3 separate regions of the Homo sapiens genome follow, and all the other regions are linked to region 2. Evidence: chromatin loops called from intact Hi-C (ENCODE). Cell type or tissue: ovary. All regions are shown on one strand.

Region 1 (8,000 bases), 170 kb after region 2:
CAGGGCTCCTGGCCTGCGTGCACACCCAGGGCATGCTATCGCCACAACTCCACTCACTACCCTGCTCCACTGGCAAGTGTCCTCCCCTAGACCCTTCCCCAGCTGCAAGGCCACACACTCCAGGACAGCTTGCAGGGGGAGGCCAGAGTAAACCTGCAAGACTAGTGTGAGCTCCCAGTTCTCATTCCTAACCACCTGTGGAGCTTAAGTGAAAACAGATGGGGGATGCAAGATCTTGGCACCCCTGGCACTGCCGGGAATGGGTGTGAAACCAGAGAGGGGTGCATCCCACAGAAAGAGCTGAGTATCTGGAGAAGGATGTGACGGGGTGCTAGGAGGCAAACACTGGGAGAGGGTGGGGGAAGGCGGGTGTGGGCACCATCCGTACATGTCAGCTGCAGCCGCCTCATTTTGCAGCTCATTAAACCCAATATTCCTGACGGCGTCAGCGTGGGGCTCCTGGGAGCTGGGCCCCTCCCCCACTACCATGGCATAGACAGGCAGGAAGGGCAAGTGGATGGGGGAGAGGAGGAGAGGTTTTCTACAGGACCTGCAGTATGTGAGCAAATAGGGGCCTGAGGGCATCTGTACTGACAAGCACTGAGGGCTGGACTGTGAACCCAAGCAATGTGGTGAAGCTCTTCCAAGCTCTGGTCCCCCAGGCCCCAGAAGACAGCCGCATGAATCTCATTCCCAATGGTCACTGCCCCATGGGTGAACAATTCCTAACAAGCAGTGTGACTGTGTCCTGGGGGCTGGAAAGACAGCACAGGTGCCTGTGGTAAGGCCCCAGGGTGAACCCCAGTTCTGCCAAGGCCATCTCTGCTTGTAAGTCCTCACTGCATCTTGGCCCCAGGCAGCCTCACCTCAGTGACACCGACATCCCCTGGAATTCCTCCTCTGCTGGGCCCTTGCTCTCAGGGACTGTTAGCAGAACTGCCTTCCCACAGAAATAGAACCGGCGCCTCCTTCCCCAGGCACCACCACTGCGCCTCACCTTGCTTTCAACCACAGCCTTCGAACTACGTGATCTCCATGATCATTTGTGGGGCTTAGTCTGCCGGACCAGAAGGGAGACCCCACGCTGTAAGTACTAAGCATCACTGTGTCACAGGTTGGCTAGGTGTCTCTGCTCCCCTGACCCATACGTCTACCCTGATGATTAGAGCAGAAGTGAGAAATTATGAGTCTGTAGAAGTTAAACTTATTTGGGAGCAAAGAAACTCCAATCACCAAGAAGAGGGAGGTTTTGAAGATACTTTGAGGAAAATCTGAGGAGCAGCAGTATAATTAATAGAGGAAGAGAAAGGTCCTATGGAAGAAGGCTTCAGGACCTGGAATTCCTTAGCCTAAGGAAAACTAATGAGAGACTCAGCCAATCTGTACACATGTATTACGCACCTAGTAAGTACCCAGCACTTTATTAAACTCGGTATGACACAAGAGACAGAAAACACAGGTCCTGCCCGAACATCTTAGAGGAGCTATTGATGTAGCAGTCTGCTGTCTTTTACCTTAAGAATAAATGAAGTAAGCCCACATTTCAACAGAAAGGGTTTCAGTTATCAGAAGAACTTTTCTAAGATACCAGGTCTAGATTACCAAAAGAAGCTGTAGAACTACTTTGATTAGCAACTACTAGAAAGTGCTTAATCCACTGAATACAAAAAATAAAAAATAGGTGTTACTTTTAGGGTACTATCCCCAAGTCCCACTGCCCACCTCCTGTGCCCGGTTTCCCTCTGGGTCCCCCTAACCTTCAGTAGCACTGCTGGGGCCGTCTGGTCGGGGGGTCCCGGTGCTCTTTTTCCTCCGGTGCTTCTTCCGGTTGGAGTGGGGAGATGGGGGAGGATCCAGCTTGGGGCTGGAACTGAGTACCTCAGCTGGGCCACTGGCTGGTGAGGGGAGAGTTGGAGAAGTGTGGGAAGAAGGGAGGCAGAGGAGGGGAGGGGCGCAGGGCACTGGGAGGAGGAGAGGACCAGTCCTGCCAACTGTAGCTGGGCCACACTCAGGAGAGCCAGACGGACACCTCTCTCTAGGCGAGGTCTGCCTGGGCTTCCCAGTCCCAAAGCTCCCCAGCCTTGGAGGAGGAAAATGTGGAAAGAGAATAGGAAACTTAGGCAGAGCAGGATGGAGGCAAAGGGAGGAAGCTGCCTCTGCAGCCTGGAGGGGTGGAAGGCAGCCCAGGGAACTCACGGGGAGCTGAAGCCCCAGCAGCTCCGCACCAAATTTATCCTCAATCACACTCCCCGCTCCTCACAATTAATAGCAGAATTAGAAACAATCAGGGAGCTGCCTAATTACTGTCAATTAGAGCGCGCTAATCAAGCTCCGTCTCCCACACCCCGCCCGGCGCTCACCACTAAATGTCAAACTTCATTAGAGGCAGACACGCTCCCTCCCTTCCTGCCTTCCTCCTTCCAGACTCAACAGAGGGCCCTCACGCAGGCCAGCACAGGCCACCGGACCGGTGACCCAAGGGAAGGGCCCCTGGCTCCCCTTCTCATGCGCTCCAAGCTCACTTCTCCCAGGGGTGGGCTGGGCATGGATTGGGAGGTGGGGCAGATCCCCGTGCTGGCACCGCCCAGCTCCTCCCTCAGCCCGTGCTCCTGAGGCCATGGCAGCTCAGAGGCTGGGCCTCAGGGCTCCTACTGGGAGGGCTCAGGGAAGGCCTTTGGGAAGCCAATCAGCTGGGAGAGCACCCATGGCTGGGGTGACAGTGGGGCACCCTGGGTCTTCCTGTCATTACACCATCACTCAGGACAAGGGCATGGAAAGCGCAAGGGACAGGAGAGGAGAGCTGGCTCCATGCCCTTTTGAGCCTTCAGAACTTCAGATCTGTGGTCAATGATGAAAGTAACAAGTAGGGTCAAAAGAAGAAAAGCAGAGAGAGAAAGAGAACAAAGGGGCAAACGGAAGAGCCCTGGAAGCAGGTGGAAGGGGCAGACGGGAGAGGCGGTGGAGTCACCAACCCACCTAGGATGGGTGGAGGCCTATCTGAGGGGGACAGCACAGGTGGAAAACGACCTTTCAGGACAACTCCACAGGGACCCCCCAGTTCCACAGTAGCGGGCGAGATGCTGCTGCCTTCGGAACGTGGCTCACATGGCTTAGAGCGCCCAGCCTCCGTCCGACCTCCCTACTCAGCCGCTTCCCCGTCCCCCTGCCGAGAGGCTGATGAGCTAACTGCGCGGGGGGCTGATGGGGATGCGGGAGCCACCACCAGCGCCGCCTGGGGACAAAGGGGAGGAGGAGCTGCAGAGGGTGGGCCTCTAGCGCCGGCCCCAGGCAGGGCTGCAGGCAGATGGGGGCTCTGGGGAAAAGGGCTGCACATGGAGGCTGGAGAAGGGACAGTGCCCCTACTCTGCTTCCAAGACAACGTCAGTACTAGCCCCGAAGCAGGGTCTCTCTGACAAGCCCAGGAGGGCCCAGCTGGGCCCCACCCCTTGGCCTGGACACTGTCCCACTGCAGCCTCCCAAGCCAAGAATGCTGCCCAGTTCCCCTCCTCTCTGTCACTGGGGCCCCAGAAAAGGTGGGAAGCAGCAGAGCCACCACTCACCAGGGTGCTGCATGCCTGGGGGCAGGGAAGTGGTGGCCTCACTCCACTGGTCGGCGCTGGAAACGGAGCAGGAGCGCTGGTGCAGCCCCTCAGGGCGCGGGCCAGCCCAGGCCGAGCTGCTGAGGGGGCGCTCAGAGTGCAGGGATGCGCTGCTGGCCGAGTGGGGGGCACCTGGGGGCGGGAAGGGTCAGACTGGGAAGGGAGGCCGGGCAGGGGAGGATTCTCAAAGATACTATCCTAAAAATAGAGCTGCAGAGCAGAGCCTGAGACATTCAGCAGGGCACTGGGTTCATCAGGTGGCGGGCCAGCTTCTGGGAGAGCCAGAGGCTGCGCAGGGACCCTGTGTGCCTTAGGAAGCAGCCTGTCCCCAGATCTTCACGGTCCACAGCTCTGTCCCCTCACTGTGGTCCGGGAGCGGGGCGGGGGGTCTCTGCATCAGAGATCTTCCAACTTGTGGAACGAGCTGGGTGGTGCTGACACCCATCGCCGCAGTGCTCCTTGAGGGGCCCCTCCTGGCTTGGGCCCCTGCACCCTCCATTCTAGTCCACATATGCCATTTGCTTCGCCTCAGCTTTACTGCCATTCTGACGAGAAATAAGTGTATCAAATTCAAGTAATTATGTCTAATTAGTATTAGTAATTATCCTGTTGGGCTGGAGAAAATTAATCTTTCGTTTCCCATCAGGGAAGAATGGCAGAGCCAGGGGGAACCGAAGGCTCTAGGAAAGCCAAGGCTGGGGCAGGCGCGGCGGCCGGCAGTGGAGGGAGGACAGAGCGCCGCACAATTCTCCCACCTCACTCCCTGGCTGAGCCCCTGCTGGAGAGATTCTGGGAACAGCCGTGGGGCCTCAGAGGCCTGTGGTACAAGGCCTGAGTTGGAACTCCGAGAACCTAAGCTTCCTTCCCCTTCTTCAGTCCACCCAACACTGAGACCACAAAGAAATGGCCCCAGGCGGTCTAAGAACACGGGGGCCGAACCTGAGGTGCTTCAACCTTGAAGCGGAGGAGCCCGCCAGGTGCTGGAGGTTAGTGGGAAAGCAGAGAAGGGGCCCGGAGCTGGCCAAAGCTGGAGACAGCAGGCAGAGGCCCAGCCAGGGGAAGGGCAGGCGCCAGGTCTCACACCAGCCCTGCAGGCGGCGGGACTGAGGGGAAGCCTGCGGGGAGACGGCACCAGGCTGCAGCAGCTGGAAGGTAAAGGAATGGCCCAAGGGGCCACAGCTCTGCTGCTGGGAGACGCCCAAAGGCAGGGAGCAAGTTTTATGTTCCTCTTGTATCTGTCACAACACCCCAAAGAGGACCAGACACATAGTAAGTGCTTAGTCACATACGTGCAGCACAGAGGCTACAGGCCGGTCTCCATCTCCAGGCCCCGAAGAAACATGTAGAGGCTGCCTCTTCAGAATCCCACCCACCTCCCGTCCTCTGCCCTCACAGGTCCCGCCTCAGGAAACCTTCCGGGGTGCACACTTGGTCCCTCATTTCTCAGATACCTTGCTTCTCCTCACCCCTGCTTTCATTCCCTTCCAGGTTCCAAATCTTATTCCCCCTCATCCCTAGCCCCATCCAAAGACATCACAGGCCCAACTTCCTCCCCAAGCCCCCGACCCAAAATCCTGAGGGAGGGAAAGTGCTTTCCCTTTTCTTTGTTAATTCTCCCCTCATTACGCCTGCAATCCCACAATCAGTGTGCACTGTAATTGTCGAATTTGATGCTAATGATTAATGAATTAAACATGGAGCCATCAATTAGTCCTCGGAGGATAATTCTGCATAAAGCAGCGGATAATGTAATTACAGTAACAAAGATAATGAGATGTTAACATCGCCCGGTGAGTGAGAGACATGTGTGAGTGTGCACGAGGGTCGGTGTCGGCGTCGGCATGCGGCAGCGGGACGCGGGCTGGGTGGGCACCGTCCGCGAGCTCCTGCGTGTGGGCGCTGTCATTACAGGAGCGAGGGCACGGGGCTGTCTCCTCCATGCCACTGCCGCTCCCAGGTGAGGGATGTCAGGGACAGGAACGGGACAGGACAGCGTCTTCTCGTTTCCCTTGCTCTAGGGAAACAGCCCAGCTGTCCTCTGGCTCCCTGCTGTCAAGGAAAGGGACTCACTTGGGCCTGCTCCTCATTTTTGGAATGATAAGAGAAACCCCAAGCTGACCAAAGGGGCTCCTGGGGGCCGGTGCCAGAGGGCTCCCCGCAGCTCTGACCCGCTCTCCGGGCAGAGCACTGAAGACTGCATGTGACCTGCCATCAGGCCAGTACAACCCCACGGCAGGCTCAAGGTCCCCCACTGGCACAGCCCCATGATGGGTGGTGGCCGGCCTTCTCCTTCTTAGCTTCCTTCCTTCCCTCCATCCACCTCACAGGCTTCCTTTCTGAGCTCAGGGTGGCTTAGAGGAAAGAAGATTGCTCTTCAAGTCAGACACAGTTAGGTTGAACCCTAGGTCTCCCACTTACTGTGGAATTTACAGACAAGTTTGTTAGCTATGCCAAGCCTCTGTTTCCTCATTAAAATGGGGACAATAATCTCTACTTCACAGCTGCTGAGGACCTGGGACCTGATGCAGAGACATCCACTGCATAGGGTACATCTCAGTTGTGTCAGGCCCCTCCCCCTGGCCACTCCCCTGCCTTCGGGCTGGTCCACGGTGTTTCTGCGAGAGTGGGCCCAGCACACCTGGTTCAGGTGCCTTGCCTCCAACAAGGACCACACCTGGAGGCATCATTGCGCCTTCCTTCCCTCTAACCTGGGCTTTCTCAGCGGAGTCCCATCAGCCTTGTGAGTGGGACAATTCTTTATTGTTTGGGGTCTCTCCCATCCATTCCAGGGGACTGGATGTCGTATCCCCAACCACCTGTCCACTAAGTCTGTCACATCCTCCCCTCACTGTGACAAGCACAGGCCCTCTAGGGAGGTGACTCACCCAGCTGCAGACCTGTGCTGCCAAGCGCTGACTGCTGGGACAGGGCACAGGAATGGCACCAGCAGGGCAGCTGTTACTGGGCCCAGGGAACATGAGATCCAATGGTCTAGGACAACACTGGGGATACTGAAGTCTTGGGGGAAAGCAATCGGGAGCCAGGGGCTCTGGAAGCGAGGGAAACGGGTGTGGAAGGACGGACCCTGGAAGAGCATGGGGCCTGGGGGCCCAAAGGAGGAGGAATGAAGCGGCACTAGGGAGTTGCTGGGGACAGGAGGCCTTTCACCTGAGCCAGCACTGTCAGTTGAAAAGGCAAGAACGCAACAGCTCTTCACTGGAGTTTCTTGCCTCCAGATCCTGTCTAAATTCAGTCCTCTCTGAGCAGAGACCCGCCTCTCACTCAGGCCTGAGAATATGCACCAGGTTGACCTCAGACAGCTCCGTCCCCTTCCACCTCCCCTATCTCCATATGCCAACCTTGGCTGAGATGCCGGCCATGCACCCAGAGGCATGGCCCCCACCCATCGCCTGCCTCGGATCCAGATGCAGAGATGGGCCTAGGACCACCAGCACCACTGCCCAAACATGACACTACTTGGCCCCATCTGACATCCAGATCAACTGCTCGTCTAGGCATTTGCTGTCACCTCAACTAACTCCACGAGGGCTGCGTTAGGGCACATGTCTTTGGCTGAGATGACCTTGAAGTGTGATGCTGGCCAGCACCCTGTGCCCAGGCTGAGAAGCAGCCAAGCCCAGAATGCCTGCTTGCCTTGGCTCCAAGGCAGCCACCCCCCAGGCCCCCACCTCAGCAGCCGCCTCACCTGTGCCCCCACCCAGCTGTGTGTTACTCCGCTCCACGGACAGCCCGTTGGCACGGGGGCTGGTGCCCGGGGCTGTGGCAGGTGTGGCTCGGGGCAGGCGCTTCCCTGGCACTTTCACCGTTGTCCGCAGCAGGTCAATCTCCTTGCCGTGGATGTTCTGCATGTAATCCTGCAGGCCGGGTGGGAGAGACAGATGAAGACTGGTTAGCAGCAGTCACTCCAGCGTTGAGCCTTGCAACTCCTAGGTCTCTCCCTGCTGTGGGAGGAGAGGGAAGGCTCCAATCTTGAAAAGCAGGATTCTAAGCCACAGAATGTCTCCGAGTCTGGATTCCACCTCGATCTCCACGGTGCTCAAAGCAGCTCTAGGGGGAGTCTGCCAGGAGGGAGGTAGAGTTGGGGGCGGCGAAGGACCTGGAGCTAAGCGCTGAGGCTCAGGCCCTCAGGAACAACGGCTTCAGAGGCAACAGCACAAAGCAGGCCAAGTGCTGGGCCAGGCTGGGATTTAGGGAGAGCCCCTGGCTGAGGAGGGGAGCGGAGACACTCGGGGACATGGATGACAGGGTGGCCACCAAGCACTGCAGCCCCCACCTGGGCATTAAGAACCTTCTAAAGCCTAGAATAGTCCCAGCCCTTAGGACAGTGTCTGATAATAAACACTTGTCAAACAGTTTAAAAGGAAGCCTCTGATTCTTTTT
Region 2 (8,000 bases):
CTCAAAATGCAGATCCTGAGTCAAACTGCAAATGGCAACCCCTCCCCTCTGGCCCACTGTCCCCTTTCCCACAACCGGACGCCCTGCGATGCCCCCGAGCTGAGTGCAGATGACCTGCAGATGAATGTCTTTGAGTGTTTATTCCTGAAAGGCTGCCCCTCCCCATGAGGACAAAGGGAGTGAGGGTCTAGAAACATGGGTTCTAAACCCAGCCCTGTCACCAATGAGCAGCGGGACCTTGGGCCAATCCCACCTCCCTCTGGCCTTTGCTCAGAAGTTGGGTGGCTCTAAGGTCCCTTCTGGTGCCATGATTCCGACTCTATGGGGAACACAGGGAGGGCTTGGTGAATCCCCACAAGGGGACCTATACAGCAGGACCCTCCACCCTTCAGTTCCCTGGAGGAAGCAGGATGTGTCCCTACCTTTACCTGCTTATTGGTCTTTCGATCTTTACCTGGTGGGCCTCAGCTGCTCAAGCCTCTTGGCTGTGATTGGGCTTAGGTGAATACAGTGAGGCCATTGTTTTCTCCATGGGATGTCTCAGATTAGGAGCAGAGGGTGGCTCAACCAGCCTTCACAATAGGGATACCTTCTGTACGTCAGCCCTTATCTTGAGTATTGGGCCAGCCCCATCACCTGACCCAGGGCACAGTCACCCACACACCTCGGGGGTCATTACAAGCTCAGTGTTTCCTGCCCCTGAGAGATTCCAGCCCTGCTGTCTGTCCATCTTTTACAAACCAGATGAAGTTTCATCTCCATGAAGCCTTCCTGGATACATTTTTTATATTTTTTTGGCAGGGTCTTGTTCTATCACCCGGGCTGCTGTAGTGCAGTGGTGTGATCTCAGCTCACTGCAACCTCCACCTCCCGGGCTCAAGTGATCTTCCCACCTCAGCCTCCCGAGTAGCTGGAATGGCAGATGCACACTAATTTTTTTTTTTTTTTTGTAGAGACAAGATTTCACCATGATGCCCAGGCTTGTCTCGAACTCCTGGGCTCAAGGGATCCGCCTGCCTTGACCTCCTCAAGTGTCGGGATTATAGGTGTGAGCCACTGCGCCCAGCACTCCTGAATGTATCTTGATGCAGCCAAACAGTATCAACTTCTCCTCCATCTCAGCCACAATACTTATTGCCTGGACTGTATATTGAAGTTCAAATCATATTCTATGTGATATTTAAACACAGCTTCAAACATACAAACCACAAAATGCCACCACCACGTGCCTTGCTGTGGGTGTCATTTCACTCACCGTGTTAAATGCTACCAGAGTTTTCAATCTGCAGACAGGATATTCAGTTCTGGGAAATTTTCATGTATGTTTACAAATAACTTCCTTCCTATTATATACTCGTTTTCCCAAAACTCCAACTTGGACATCCTGGATTTATCTTCTACTTCTAATTTCTCTCCTGAATTCTCAGAGTTGAAAGTTATGAAATACATATTGAAAGAATGCCCCAAATACTCTGTACAATGTAAAATTAGGCCCATTCAAAGCACACTGTCATGAACTCTGGGGATATTGAGGGCACAGAGAAGACTCTACAAGCTTCCAATCCTACATATAGATAGATGTAATAGGAAGGCTGAAGGATAAGAGTGGCCTCAGACTTCTCATCTACAACACTAGAAGGTAGCCATGCCTTCAACACTCTGAGGGGGCTGGGTGAAGTGGCTCATGCCTGTAATCCCAACACTTTGGGAGGCCAAGGTGGGAGGATCACTTGAAGCCAGGAGTTCAAGACTGGCTTGGGAAGCAAAGTAAGGCACCCAATCTCAAAAAAAAAAAAAAAAAAAAAAAAAGTTTAGAAAATTAGCCAGGTGTGCTGGTGCACACCTGTGGTCCCAGCTTCTTGGGAGGCTGAGGTGGGAGGACTGCTTGAGCCCAGGAGTTCAAGATTGCAAAGCTGTGAGCAACACTGCACTCCATCCTGGGCAACAGAGTGAGATCTTGTCTCTAAAATCAAAAACCAAAACTGAGGGAAACTGATACCCGGATAACAATTACATACCCAGCTAAGCTACCAAGCAAGTGTTACGGTAAAATAAAAACAGGGTCAGATATACAAGCTCTCAAAACTTTACCTCTCAAGCATCTTTTTTCAGGAAGCTATGGAAGGACGTACTCAATTAAAATGGGAGAATAAAGGAAGAAACAAGAAAAACGATCCAGGAACCAGGGTCGGCCAACCAAGAGGGAGGCAAGGGCCTCTCTGGGCTGCAGGGCAGAAGCCCCGGGAAAGAGTTCTTCAAAACACTGAAATGAACAGACTATCGGACAGGAATTTATCAAAAGGAGAGTTACACAGCTGGGGAAGAATTTGGTGATAAAATAGCCATAAACATCTGGAGAACTAAGTGAAAGGAAGTTCAAGACAATCAGTAAATCCAGAGAAAAGAAAAAGGTGGCAGAAAGGAAAAATAGTCCTAATATATAGTCCACCGCTCATTTGTGAACAGTAGTTACCTAACCCATCAACATCCATCTGACCCAAGGTAAGAATTCAGTGGCGGATGAGGAGGTAGGAGGGGTGGGGTGGGTGTGAGGAGGAGTTAAGTCCTCCTCTTCCGTAGCCAGTAGGAAACGCTAACGATGGAAATCTGTTGTTTAGAGACATGGAGGCAAAACAGAAGAGAATCAGCTGGAAGAGCTAAGAGCCCCGCTGTGGAGGACAGGAAGTGGGAGGTGGGAACTGCTTTTTTTCAGACATCTCCTGTAACAGCGTGATTCTAAACTGTGTAACTTTTTGTTTGTTTGTTTGTTTGTTTTACAGGAACACGGATTTGATTTTTTTTTTTTTTTTTTTTTGAGACGGAGTCTCGCTCTGTCTGTCGCCCGGGCTGGAGTGCAGTGGCGCGATCTCAGCTCACTGCAAGCTCCGCCTCCTGGGTTCACGCCATTCTCCTGCTTCAGCCTCCCGAGTAGCTGGAACTACAGGCACTTGCCACCAAGCCGGGCTAATTTTTCGTATTTTTAGTAGAGACGGGTTTTACCGTGTTAGCCAGGATAGTCTCGATCTCCTAACCTCGTGATCCGCCCGCCTTGGCCTCCCAAAGTGGTGAGATTACAGGCATGAGCCACTGCGCCCGGCCTTGATGTTTTAATAAAAATACAGTTCTACAAAAGGTGCTTAACACAGCCCCGGACGGGGTTCTCAGGTGGAGTCAGCCCTAGGACCCCTAAAAGACGCACGCAGACAGAGCCTGCTCCCCCCACGCTCCCGCCAGCACCGGGACCCACTGAGAGCCACTGCCGGGTGTCCTTCATATAAAAAAAAAAAAAAAAGGCGGGTGCAGTGGCTCACGCCTGTAATCCCAGCACTTTGGGAAGCTGAGGCGGGCAGATCACCTGAGGTCAGGAGTTTGAGGCCAGCCTGGCCAATATGGCGAAACCCCGTCTCTACTAAAAATACAAAAATTAGTTGGGCGTGGTGGTGCGCGCCTGTAATCCCAGCTACTCGGGAGGCTGAGGCAGGAGAATCATTTGAACCCAGGAGCTGGAGGTTGCAGTGAGCCGAGATCGCGCCACTGCACTCCAGCCTGGGCGACAGAGCGAGACTCTGCCTCAAAAAAAAAAAGATAGAAAGAAAGAAAGAAAGAAACTTACTACACAAAGCTCTTGTTGAAACGGTGTAACTTGGTTGAAATTACAAAAAGCAGGGCCCTAGCGAGTTGCTTGGCCGTGCCGTACGCGCAGGCGCGCCCACTCCCACCCAGCAGGAGGACCCCGCCATCGTCAAGTCGTGACCTGTCATCCACACAGAGGACTGTCGGGGCCAAGTGGCCTCTGACGGGAGTAGGGGGTGAGAATCCGAGGTGGACCCTGGGAGAGCGCAGTTGGCTGGGGTGCTGCGCTGAAGGGGCCTCCAGGGTCAGGGCAGCAGGCGTGAGCCAGTGCCTGGCATGGAGTGGGGCTCCCTCGCCCCTTCCCGGCTGCTGCTCAGCGGCTGATTCCGCGGGCCCGGGGGCGCTCCAAGGGGCGTCGGTCCCGCGACGGCCGCCAGGTGGCGCCAGAGCCCGCCCAGCCGCAGCCCCTGCGCCTGCCAGCCCCGGTGCCCGCCAGCCAACGCCAAACCCAACCCGGCCAGGGTCCTGGGTCTCCCGCCCCTCCCTCAGAGTCTCCGAGGGGCGGGAAATGGTTTCCAAAAGAATTCAAATACATTCAAAAGCAGACCGGATGTAACGAAGAAGCCAGTCCAGGTTCTCTTACACCTCCAGCGGAGCCCCGCCGCCTGTTTCTCTCTAAAAGCAAATCCCAGACGATCCATCATTGCATCTGAAAATATCTCAGTTCCGAACTCTATAAAATAAGGACTCTAAAAAAAGTATAGTCCCGGCCGGGCGCAGCGGCTCACGCCTGTAATCCCAGCACTTTGAGGGGCCGAGCCGTGTGGATCACCTGAGGTCAGGAGTTCGAGACAAGCCTGGCCAATATGAATAAACCGTGTCTCTACCAAAAACACAAAAATTAGCCGGGCGTGGTGGCGGGAGCCTGTAATCCCAGCTACTCGGGAGGCTGAGGCAGGAGAATCACCTGAGCCCCGGAGGCGGAGGTTGTTCTGAGCGGAGATCACATCATTGCACTCCAGGCTGGGCGACAGAGGGAGACCCCGTCTCAAAAAAAAAAAAAAAAAAAAGAAAGAAAGAAAAAAGAAAAAAAATTATAGTCCCTATGTCGTGACCACACACGTTTAACAAATGCGGGTTCCTGGATCAGGAATCTGAGCCCGAGAGGGGACGGGAATCTGAGCCTTGTGACAAGTTTTCCCTGCAAAGTCTTGGGGTGCTGTGTGCAGAGGAACAGGACAGACTCCCCCTGAGCTCTGCTCCAGTACTGCTCCAGAGGCAGATGGAGAGCCGGCGTATCACATGCGGGCATCAGGATGGCATATTTGGGGGAACAGGGGTTTGGGAAGAGCCAGGTCGGATGGAGAGGGCAGGGACAGGCTGGGGAGCCCTGGTCCCACCCACACCCTCCCCACTTGGGGACCTCTCTTGTCTCCAAACATTACTCGGTCAGCCGGACGGTGAGTGGTGCCGTGGATAACAGGTCCCTTCTTGGGCTGCTGTGTCTAGTCCCTTAACTTCAATGCCCTTTTTAAGGCTTAAACCTTAGGTCGTTGCTCTGTTCCAATAGTCACACGTGCTCGAAGAACTGACCTGCTCATTTGGCCCTCAGCTGCCACCACGAGGCTCCCTCCTGGAGCTATTCCTCCCTGGACCGGCCACAGGGGAGGGCCCCAGGCAGCGTGGCTCCTCCAGTCCTGCCGCCTCTCTCATGCCACCTGTGTTTCCGAGCCAGTCCATCCAAGGAAACAGACAAGGTAGCCATGAGCATGAGTAGAGAGGTGCCCACGTTCCGGACCACTCTCGCTGTATTTGTCTCCCATCTCCATCAGAAGACTCCGCTGAGCTCCAAGGCAGGTGGGGTCACAGGCTGAGGCTGAGGACCAGCTGTGTGTTAAAAGCCAGCCAGTCTTGGGCAGAGGACCTCACCTTTCTTGGACGCAGATCTTGGAACCAGTACAGTGGCACCAAGGGCAGGTCTGAGGATTCAAGGTGACATGACAATCTTGAACGCTGAACCCAATGCCTCCCTAAGTGATGTTCTTGTCAAACAAGCTTCTGCCAGACGCTCTCCTCAGACTGTCCATTTTCACTCCAGATCTTTCTGTTCACTCATTTATCCTCTTGGCAAATACGTATTGTGCACCTACTGTGTGCGAGGTGCTAGGGATGCTGCAGCAATCCAACGGGCACCAATCTCCCCTCACAGAGAAGACATACTCCAAAGAGGAAAGGGGCCTCGCTGTGATGACAGGCAGTGCAGGTGTAGACCATGGCCTTGGACAGGGGTTCCAAGTGAGACGTGTTGCAGGGCCTGAGGCAGGCTCACCTAACTCGCCCAGCACCTGCCTGGGGAACCATGGGACCTCTCCCAGCACCCCCAGGCCACATCTCAGGGGAAGGGCACACTGCCTGTTCCCTGGCCCTTCTTTCAGTGTCCTCTCCCCCTCTCTCCCTTTGCTGGTTTCTCCACGCCTCTGGCCCACATGGCATAAAACAGGGTGTCTTTGGAAGGCTGAGGAGGCTTGCTGCAGGCCTGGCCACTTGGGGAGACACCGAGTCAATCAGATGAACTCTGGCTTACCTCCTCGGACCATCAACCATGGCCAGGAAGGTGGGTCACATTGTACCAAAGGCCACTGGGACAAACCTTGCAACTGTGAGGGTGAAGAGAGGAGGTGGGCAAGTTTGGAGGGCTGGGTTCCTGCTAGCTACCACCTCCTAGCCTCCCACTAGGTTTTCTCCCCCACCATAGGGGCCCACTGTACATTCTGCAGAGGAGGAAACTGAGGCATACAGCATGAGTTAGTTTCCCGTGGCTGTTGTAACACATTACCACAAGCTTGGTGGCTTAGAACAGCAGAAATGTATTCTCTCCCAGTTCTGGAGAACTCTGAAATCAGGGATCCAGGGGCTCTAGAGTGGAGTCTTGCTTCTTCCAGCTCCTGTGGCTGCCAGCTTACCTTGGCTTGTTGCTGCATCACTCCAATCTGCATGGCCAGCGTCTTTCAATCTTCTTCCACTCCGTCTTCGCGTGGTCTTCTCCTTGTGTAAAATGTCCCTCTACCTTTCTTATGAGGACATTTCCCACCACATTTAGGGCCCACCTGGACCATCTGGGACAGTCCCCATGTCAAAAGCTTTAACTTAATCACATCTGCAAAGACCCTTTTCCAATAAGGTAAGGTTGACAGGTACCAGCAATGGGGACCTGGTGTCTCTGGGGGGCATTATCAGCCTATGACAGGGACAGGAGTAATGTCCTCAATGGCACACAGCCGATTAGGTGGTGCAGTTGGTGTCTGGACCCGGGTCTGCCTGAGGAACCATGCTGTCACTCAACACATCCTTGTTCCCTTGTGGCCCAGAAGTCTTTATTCAGGGGCCACCATCAGGATGGTTTGTTCCATCCTCAACTCCTGTCACCAAGCAGTCAGGCCACCTGAGTTGAGGATGCTGAGAAAGCTTCGCTGCCTTAAGGCATTTCCCCTCCTGGCCTGACCCAGCACCTGGGCTGTTACCTGGAAGGAGGACTGCAGAGATGGCAGCTGCTGTCTCATCAATTTCCTCATTCTTCATTCCGCAGGGATCTAGCCTCTACAGGGTGGGGCACCAGGACCCACCAAAAGCGGGGCCCTGAGGGCTGGGGCAGAAGAGAACCATTCTGATTGCACCCCTTGGGGCAGGTCTGGAGAAGCGGAGTTTTGGGAGAGAGAAGTAAGAGGACACAGGAGCCTGCCTTGTCCTTCTCCTGCATCTCCAAGAGGAAGCTTTTCAGGCCCACTAGTGTAGGACCAAATGCTGAATTAATGAATCTATTGTTGACCATCTGTTGCAGTTAATATCACAGGGAGAGACAACCCCACAGGGTGCCCCTCCTGGTGGAAAAGCACAGGAGCCCCCCACAGAGGTGCAGCCAGCGAGGTCCAGGCCATGGGAAACCCTGAAGGACAAATGGCCTGCTTCCTCACCCATGCACACACATTCACACATGCACATGCACACATGTGCACATACACTCACACATCCACACATGCATATGCACACATGCACACGCACATTCATGCATGCATATGCACACACACTCACACACGCACACACACACTCACATGCACACACACATTCATGCATGCATATGCAGACACACTCACACATTGACACATGCACATGCACCCACGAGCACACACATTCATACATGCACATGCACACACACATTCACATGCACATGCACACACAAGCACACATACATTCACACATGCACATGTGCACACACATTCAGCATGGACATGCACACATGCACACACACATTCTTGTGTGCATATGCACACACGCACACACATTCATGCATGCACACACATTCACACATGCACAGGCACACATGCACACACACATTCACACATGCACTTGCACACATGCACACGCACATT
Region 3 (8,000 bases), 51 kb after region 2:
GGCCTGCCGGGCAGCACGATGCCAGCTGAGCTCGTGCCGAATCCACAATGAGACCGGGTGGGGTGGCTGTGTGTCTTTCTCTGGCCACATTCAGGTGCGTGGTTGCAGGGGAGGAGCTGGTGAAGCTGGATTTACCTCTTAAGAGAGTCAAGAGTGTACACAAGGGGTCAGGTGCAGTGGCTTATGCCTGTAATCCCAGCACTTCAGGAGGCCAAGGTGGGTAGATCACTTGAGGTCAGGAGTTCGAGACCAGCCTGGCCAACATGGTGAAACCCTGTCTCTACTAAAAATACAAAAAGTAGCTAGGCATGGTGGTGTGCACCTGTGGTCCCAGCTATTCAGGAGGCCGAGGCACAAGAATTGCTTGAGCCCAGGAGGCAGAGGTTGCAGTGAGCTGAGATCGCGCCACCTGGGCAACAGGGCGACACTCTGTTTCAAAAATAAAAAAAAAAAAAGCCAGGCGCAGTGGCTCATGCCTGTAATCCCAGCACTTCAGGAGGCCGAGGCAGGCAGATTGTCTGAGGTCAGGAAGTTTGAGACCAGCCTGGGCAACACGGTGAAACCCCGTCTCTACTAAAATACAAAAAATTAGCTGGGTATGGTGGCAGGCACCTGTAGTCCCAGCTACTTGGGAGGCTGAGGCAGGAGAATTGCTTGAACCTGGGAGGCGGAGGTTGCAGTGAGCCGAGATCGCGCCACTGCACTCCAGCCTGAGTGACAGAGCAAGACTCTGTCTCAAAAAAAAAAAAAAGTACATGCAAGGGAGGTTAAAATGGTCAATTGTGTTATGTGTCACCGTCAAAACAACCAGGAGATTCAATGTGTAAGAGCAAGGGGTAGCTGTGGGGAGGGGTGCAGAGTGGTGAAATGAAGCAGAGGTTCCAGAGGAGTCGCAGGATTTGGAGGTCAGGGAGCTGGACAGGGTGAACTGGAAAGAGGAAAAAGAGGAGACGGTGGTCAGCGAGTAGGGTGCATGGGACTGAAAGTGGGGGGCTGCGGTTGCTGCAGTGATCTAAGAGATGACCTTGGGAGTGCATGGCTGAGGGAACAGGGAGGATCGCTGGAAGAGGAGCTGCCAAGGAATGGAGAGGCCAGAGATGTCTGGAAGAGCATGCAGCAGGCTGGACAGGAGTGGTGCTCCGGAGAGTGACATGAGCCAGGAGCCAGAATCCGCACAAAGGAAGCCTCCCTAGCTGGGGGTAAGATGCAGAGCCAGGGCTCTGGAAACAGCAGTGAGGGGCAATGGGGGGCCATACCCACCCTTAGGCCAGTGGTCGAGCCACTGCTGGAAGGGAGCCTGGCATCTGCTTCTGGAAGGCAAAGAGGATGCTTCCAGAAGAGGTGGAGCATGTTGGAAATGTTCCTTAGGACAGACAACACAGTAGGAGGGTTTCAGGGGCTGGGGAGAGATGGCAACTGTAGGAGGGTCTAGGGCCTTGTGGGGCTCAAAGTGCAGGAGTTGAGGGGGTCTGGGGCTTTCTGTGGTGACTGATGCAATTGGGGATAAAGGGCAGCATGAGATTGAACCTGGTGCCCTCAAGGCCGAGGGCAGGTCGAGGGCTCCCCTGGCCCCGTGGTGCAGAGTGGAAGGTGCAGTGTCAGACCTGCAAGGACAGCCGGGCGACGAGTCCGCGCAGCACTTCCACGGGGGTTTTATTTACACATCCCACTGCCCGCTGCCATTTGATTTAATATTCCCAAAAATTTGTTTAGAAATGCAGATGGACTTTTTGTTAACTATTCACTTCTCTTCACTCCGGTGACACCCAGACCCCAGAATGCAGTGATTGGCAGGAATCCCCCTAAACACCTGTTCAGAGCAGTAGCTGAGGCCCGTTCCTGCCTCACAAGTCCTCAGAAGCTTCCCGAGGTGAGGGGCAGGACGCTGGGCCACTAGGATTGCCCTGACACTGTCATGGGGAGCTATTAGCTGCAAAAGACAGAGAGGAGAATTGGAGGTACCAGAATGGGGCTCCCCTCACTAAGAAAGAGGAGGGCTGGGGCCTGGGGAACACAGGACACACGTGGAGACAGCTAGCAGGGTGGCCAAAGGCCTCCCCACACCAGGCAGGGTGGAAGAGGCAGGGCGCTGGCCCAAAGCCCTGGTGAAGCGGGCAGCACTCTGTGCCTTGCCAGCATTTCCAGAGGCAGAGGTTGGAGGGAAGGCAGCAGCACCCTCATGTCACAGATGAGGACAGAGCTCCAGGGAGGAAACGGCATTCCCCGGGCCACATGGCCCGACATGAGCAGATCCCAAGTCGACCAGAAGCCACAAGGCTGCCCCCCAGATCCCTGGCAGCCAACATCTGGATGCAGCCAGCATCTGTAGAGAGATGGGAAGGTAGGTAGGATGTCTCAGACATGCACTGGGTGACTCCCCTGGCACCTCAGGCATTTGGGACACGGCTGGGGCAGGGCAGGAGTGGGGCCTTAGCAGAGCCAGGGGATATTATGGGGATGGGTGGGCTTCCCAGCCCTGGCTGCCTGTTAACCAGGAGGCCAGTGGAGCCAGAGATGGCTCCCACACACCTGGGAGGAGGAGAGGGAAAGACTGGCTACTGTTTGGAGTCTCAACCACCCTATGAGTCCCGAGGCCATGCGATCCCCTTGTGTTTGCCCTGGGTTTCAGCCACATCTAAGCCACTGAATCTGGCCAGATGTGCCAGGTGTTGATCCGGAGGGAGAGGAGAGGAGAGTGAGGATGGTTCTGAGTGACCCATCCCTCCCTCCAGGGCCATACAGCCAGCAGGTCAGGGCACTGCCCAATTCAGGGTCCCTGGACGTGGCCCTATTGCCCGCCAGCAGAGCCACACCCTGGAAGGTGGGAGAGAAGTTATAGCACCCCTCAGGATCCCATGTAAACACCATCCCACAGCCCAGCCCTGTCCGTGCAGAAATGGGGACCAGGCCTGTGTGGCACGTTTTTATGGGGTGTGTGACCTGCTACAAGCGACCACCTCATTAATGGGGAGTAAGAGAAAACCTGCTGTGAATCCAAAATGTGCCTTCCCTGTGGCCAGCGGGATGCTCAGATCCCAGCGCCCAGCCCCGCTCTCCTGCCACCAGCAGTTTATTGTGTTGTGTGTGGTGGGAGGGGTGTCAAGGAGCATCCCATTAGACTGAGGAATCCCACGCAGGCAAAGAGAGGAAGGAGGCCTCATTCATTCCACTAACCTTCGCATGCACCTGCCTGCCACACAGGACCCTGGGGACCCCAAGGTAAGGCCCACCCTGCTGTCTGGATGCTGAAGGTGTAGGGGTGAGGGCTCAGCCAGGTGTGCGTGACAGGGGCAGAGCCACCCAGAGAGAGCTACTCTGAGGGGAGGACGGAGGGAGTGAGTGGGAGGGCCGCGTCCCTGAGGACCCCATAGAGGAGGGGGTGCTGAGCTGGGACCAGGCCTCACTCATGGTGAGCAGCCCCCACTCACTCGGTGCGGGTCTGCTTCCCGGCACAGCTCCGTCGCTCTGCTCCCTCCCTCTGTCCCCCTCCTTCCTCCCAGTCTGCCTTGGTTCCTGCCTCTGTCTTAGGAAATTCTTGGATTTCAGAGCTGGAAGGGCTCTAGGAATGCTCTGACTTAAGCCTCTCCTTTCACTTCTGAGGACACTGAGGGACAGGGAGGTACAGCGACTTGCCCAAGGTCGCACCATTATTTTGGTGTCCTAGTTTTTCTTTGTTTTTTGCTTCTATATATTGCATTTGTCTCTTTCGTGTATGTTTGCAAAAGTGACACAGAAAGACAAAGTCACACAGAGAGACAGCCCCCTTGATAGCAGCAGAGAGTGTCGGGGGTACAGAAACATCCCAACACAAACAGGGAAGCGCACAGCTGCCCTGGCCTGGAAGCAGCATGGGGGCAGCCAGGAGGAGGAGGAGGAAGGTGCCTGATGCCCCTGGCCTGGCTTCGGAGCGTCCCCTCTGCTGACCGTCACCAGAGGCGGGGGTTGAGGTAGTCTCCCCTCCTCCCTCTCTGGAGCTGGGCGTGACCCCAAGGACTAGCCAGAGGTCCCCCGAGGCTGGTGCTTAGCCCGGGCAGGTAGGCTGGATGGCGGAAAGTGGGGCCTGGTTTAGAGATGGCCAGAACACCGAAACCAAGGCTTTGTGGTCCTCACAGCGCCAAGTGGTCTCACTTTCTCCCTCTCTCTTTCTTTCTCTCTCTCCCTCTCCTCTCGCGTTCTCTCGCTCTCTCTCTCTCTCACACACACACACACACACACTCACTCAGGCCGCCCCAGTGAGGGTGATCGTATTCTCCTAAGGAGAGCTTTATTGCTGGGGGTGTAGGGAAAAGGGAATAGAGGAAAGAGCTCTCTCCCAAGCAATCCGTTCTCCCTCCAGTCTCGCTTCCTTTGTTCCTCCCTTCCCTTCCTCCCTATCCCCTCGCCAGCTTCTCTTCTCTCCTTCCAGCCCCTTCTTCCATGTTCCCCGCTCTCCTGCTCCTCCTGCCGCGCCCCCCGAGCGGAGTCCCCGTGGTGGGACCTTCACGGAGGGCAGGAGGGCGGGACTGCGGCTGGGGCCCGGCCTAGGTGGCCATCTTCCCGCAGGGAAGGAGTTAAGTCTCTTCCCCGCATCCCTCCTCCCTCCGCCGCCTCCCCGGCCGCCGCGGAGTCCTGCAGCTGGGCCCCGGGCTGACCTTCACCGGGAGGGAGGCCGCGGCGCGCATGCCCAGGCCGGGGACCGGCGCGGGCGGAGGGAGGGGCGGCGCGGGCCGGGCCGGCCCGAGCCCCCCCAGCTCCCCGGCCGCCGCCCGCTCGCTCGGGCGCGGTGGGGGCGAGGCGGCCGAGCCCGTCCCGCAGGCCGCGGCGCATCTCTCCCTGCGCGGGGAGCGGCGCTTTGCCATTTGGTGCTGGTGGTGCTTCAGCGAGGGAAGGAGCGATGGGGGGACGGCAGGGGGGACTGCGGCGCCGGGCGCCGGGCGGCCGCCCTCGCCCCCGACAGGCGCACGGCCTGCCCCAAGTGCGGCGGGCGCCCTATTGCGCTGGGAGGAATCCACGCTCTTCCCGGGCCTCCTTCCCACCCGCAGGAGCCATCGGCGGCGTGGCACACCGAGCGCCCTTCTGGGGTTAAGCCACTGGGGATCCTGGCCTTTGTGAGGAGGGAGCCCTGGCCCGGGCCCCCACACTGGCGCCGCCCCAGCTTTCTGGTCTGAAGGCTCCTCCTGTCGCCCACCTAAAAGCAGTACGCAAATGTGTCTGGGCCTGCCTTGTGAATGGGGCCCACCACGGGATGTGGAGGTGCTCAAGGTGTGCCTGTGTGTGCAGAGCCATGTGGCTTCCTCGACCTTTTGGTGCTTGTATTGGTGTGCCTGCTGTGTGTGTGTTGGGAGGGTGTGTGTGCAAGGTGTATCTATTGTCTGTGTACACTTAAGGATGTCTCCCAGAGGGGTGGCTCAGGAGAGCGCTTATGTATGGACTTGGGTGAAGCTCACCAGCTCCTCCACAGGGGCTTCACCATAGCCCCTCGTCTAACTACCTCCCGCAACCTCTTCCACCACCAAGACCAAGCCCGGGATCTCCCAGGCCCTGCCTCAAACTTCCCAGCTACCCAAACTGGAGTGCCCAGCATCTCCTCTGCTGTCTTCTTTTCCCAAAAGGTCTCTCCAATAGTTGAGAACACTGAGCTTTAACAAAGCCTAGGGGTGTCTATCTCCAACCCCCAGAACCTCCAAGGCCTGTGGTTTCCCATGCCCCTGCTAGACGCACCCATGGTGGGTGGGGGTGCCCATGGTAACTCACACCATCAGGTAAATGGCAGAGTACCAGCTCCATGCATTGGCTCATTAAGCTTTGCAAGCATCAGGTATCTGGGGTACTGTTGAGTTCCTGTGCCCAGGCATGGAGGAAGAGTGGGAGTTAAAGATCAGTCTCTGACCTTATGGGGACCTTAGCCTCTCTGGGAAAGCAAAGCTAATGTCCTTGAAGCACAGTGCACGTCAGGCCAGTCCAATGCCAATTCATGGTGCTGGGTAGATGGCAATGAGCATTTGGAGAAGAGAAAAATCTTTGCATACAAGTAGGACGAAGGAAGGCTTCCTGGAGGAAGTGGGGCCTGGGCTGGGCTTTAAAGAATAGGTGTGATTTGGACAAGCAGAGGGAAGGCAGAGGGCAGGCAAAGGGCATTCCAGGTAAAAGAATCGGGGGCAGGGGCTAAGAAATGGGAGTGAGCGGGGATTCTGGAGGTTAGCAGGCAGACTGGGCAAGTCACTTCCCCAGGTTCCCAGCAGCATGACCTATGGCAGACAGAGGCAGGCCACCCACCCATCCCCACCGTGTCAGGGCCCAGGCTCTGTGTGTGGGGGTGTGTGGGGGGTAGTCTAGGCTAAAGCCCTGGGAGAGATTTGGTAGCAAGGGGATCTCTAGGTCCCCTTTCAAGCTAGGGGTGGTGGAGGAGCAACCTGGACCAGATGTCCTCCCTGACATTTCAGATTGACAGTGGGCACCTAAATGAACAGTGACAGCCAAGAGCACAACCAGGGCCAGCAGAAATCAGGCTGCAGGCAGAAAGGACCCCCTGGGCAAAGGCATTCTGAAGGGTTTAGGGTCAGTACCCTTCAGTCTTCAGGGCCCAACTTCAAGTAAGTGTTTCAACAAACTCCCCTAGGCACTAGGCTATGGTCCTGCCCTCACCTGGATTCTCACAGTGAGGCCCCAGCAGACCCCCAAACTTGACCCAAGGGCCTTGTTCCAAAGCCCACGGCTCCTCCCCAAGAAGGAGAAAAAAGGGGCGTGGCCTTTGGGGACCTGGGTAGGCCCAGGACTCCCTGCCTGGGTATGTCAGGATTTGCCCCTCCTCCTTCCGGTCCCTCCTCCACTCCAGGGACTGCCAACTCCTTCCACACGCCCCTTCTGGGGCTCCCTTGCCACCCCACGCCACACCCCAGCCTCAAGACCCCTCTCTTTGGGGTCTTGAGGCCGGCCCAATATACCCACTATACCCAGCCCAGCTGCCCCAACTCCTCTGGGTCCCCTAACCCCACTCCACCCCCACCCCAAGGAAACCAAGCCCAGCTTGCCTCGTTCTCTCCACGCACCCACCCGAGCACCCCCCTGGCGCTGCGCCATTCCCCACATTCATTCTCTTCCTGTTCTCATGAGCACAATCCCTGTCCCTCTTTCTGAAATACTTCCCCTATTGCCCTCACTTTCTCACAGAGCGGCAAACAAAGACTCACATACCCAGAAATAGCCTCTCACAGAGCTGAAAGGCACAGGCCATGTCCTGCCACACACGCAGGCGCGCGCGCACGGAGGCTGTCGTGGAGGGAGGCACACATACAGGGCGTCTGTCTGCACGCACATAAGCTGCCACGCCACAAAAGGGCGCGGACACACACGGCGTGTGAGACAAGGGCACACACAGCAGTGGACGCAGGGCCACGCCGCCGCCCGGGCACACCCACCGCCGCCGGCCCCGGGCAGGCGCGAGGCCTCGCGGGCCGGGCTCCCCCGGTTCCTGCCAGCGAATGTTTCCCTGCTCGGCCTGCCAGGTCTCTGGGGAAAGGGCCTCAGAAATGCAGCAGGAGCCGCTGGGGGAAAAGTTGGAACTGACTGTTCCCTGCCTGGCGCGGCCGGCGAATTCCCTGACGGAGAAACTATTTGTGGCGAGAGCCGGTGGCCGGCGACCCCCCGCCGCCTCCCCTGGCGTCCCCTCCCCGCGCCGCCTCCCGCGGGCCTCGGCGGCTTCGGGCTGCAGCACTGCTGCCCAGCGCCCGCGGCCGGGCTGGTCGGCGCGCCTCGCCGCTTATCTGCGCTGTTTGGACAGCGGGCTTGGAAAGGCAGGCGGCCCCGTCCCCGCCGAGTCAACAGGCAGACCCCGGGCCGCCGGACTATTTCTGTCTTATCAGTGCAGGAATGCGGCAGCCGCGGCGGCGGCGGCGGCGGCGGGCGGGCGGCGGCGGCGTGGGCCGTGGGCCGTCAGGGCAGCCCTGAAGGGGCCCCCTCCCCACTCCGCTCGAGTAGAAGTGTGAGAGAGCCCAGCAGGACTCAGAGGGGAGAGTTGGAGG

What was found. Hi-C counts contacts between places; a loop is a spot of excess contacts. Peaks named below come from ENCODE experiments on the same cell type or tissue, not always from the same donor. Only the 100,000 strongest peaks of a DNase experiment are listed, where the experiment ranks them.
Region 1: it touches region 2 in a loop (2.3-fold over the local background); 82 of 110 quality-filtered maps call a loop at or near these places.
Region 3: it touches region 2 in a loop (3-fold over the local background); 95 of 110 quality-filtered maps call a loop at or near these places.

Annotation. Positions count from the first base shown.
Region 1 is chr7:151,133,874-151,141,873 of GRCh38, reverse strand. It overlaps AGAP3 (ArfGAP with GTPase domain, ankyrin repeat and PH domain 3), which reads right to left. Exons shown (of 18, transcript NM_031946.7): 11 at 7,306-7,474; 12 at 3,561-3,731; 13 at 1,758-1,895. Among named protein-coding and RNA genes, the nearest start is that of GBX1, 30 kb to the left of the region's middle. RefSeq lists enhancers at 2,065-3,037, 3,038-4,011, 4,985-5,959. In ovary, no CTCF peak of the experiment used is centred here; a DNase peak (open chromatin) is centred at 3,173.
Region 2 is chr7:151,299,631-151,307,630 of GRCh38, reverse strand. No RefSeq gene overlaps it. Among named protein-coding and RNA genes, the nearest start is that of NUB1, 38 kb to the left of the region's middle. RefSeq lists a silencer at 3,928-4,097 and an enhancer at 3,439-4,297. In ovary, a CTCF peak has its summit at 4,006 (motif pointing right); a DNase peak (open chromatin) is centred at 3,988.
Region 3 is chr7:151,248,636-151,256,635 of GRCh38, reverse strand. It overlaps SMARCD3 (SWI/SNF related BAF chromatin remodeling complex subunit D3), which reads left to right and starts at 7,942. Exons shown (of 13, transcript NM_001003801.2): 1 at 7,942-8,000. RefSeq lists enhancers at 1, 2-502, 3,512-4,421 and a silencer at 7,282-7,371. In ovary, a CTCF peak has its summit at 4,954; DNase peaks (open chromatin) are centred at 4,595, 6,793, 7,395, 7,865 and 1 weaker place; H3K4me3 peaks cover 2,881 bases; H3K27ac peaks cover 5,285 bases.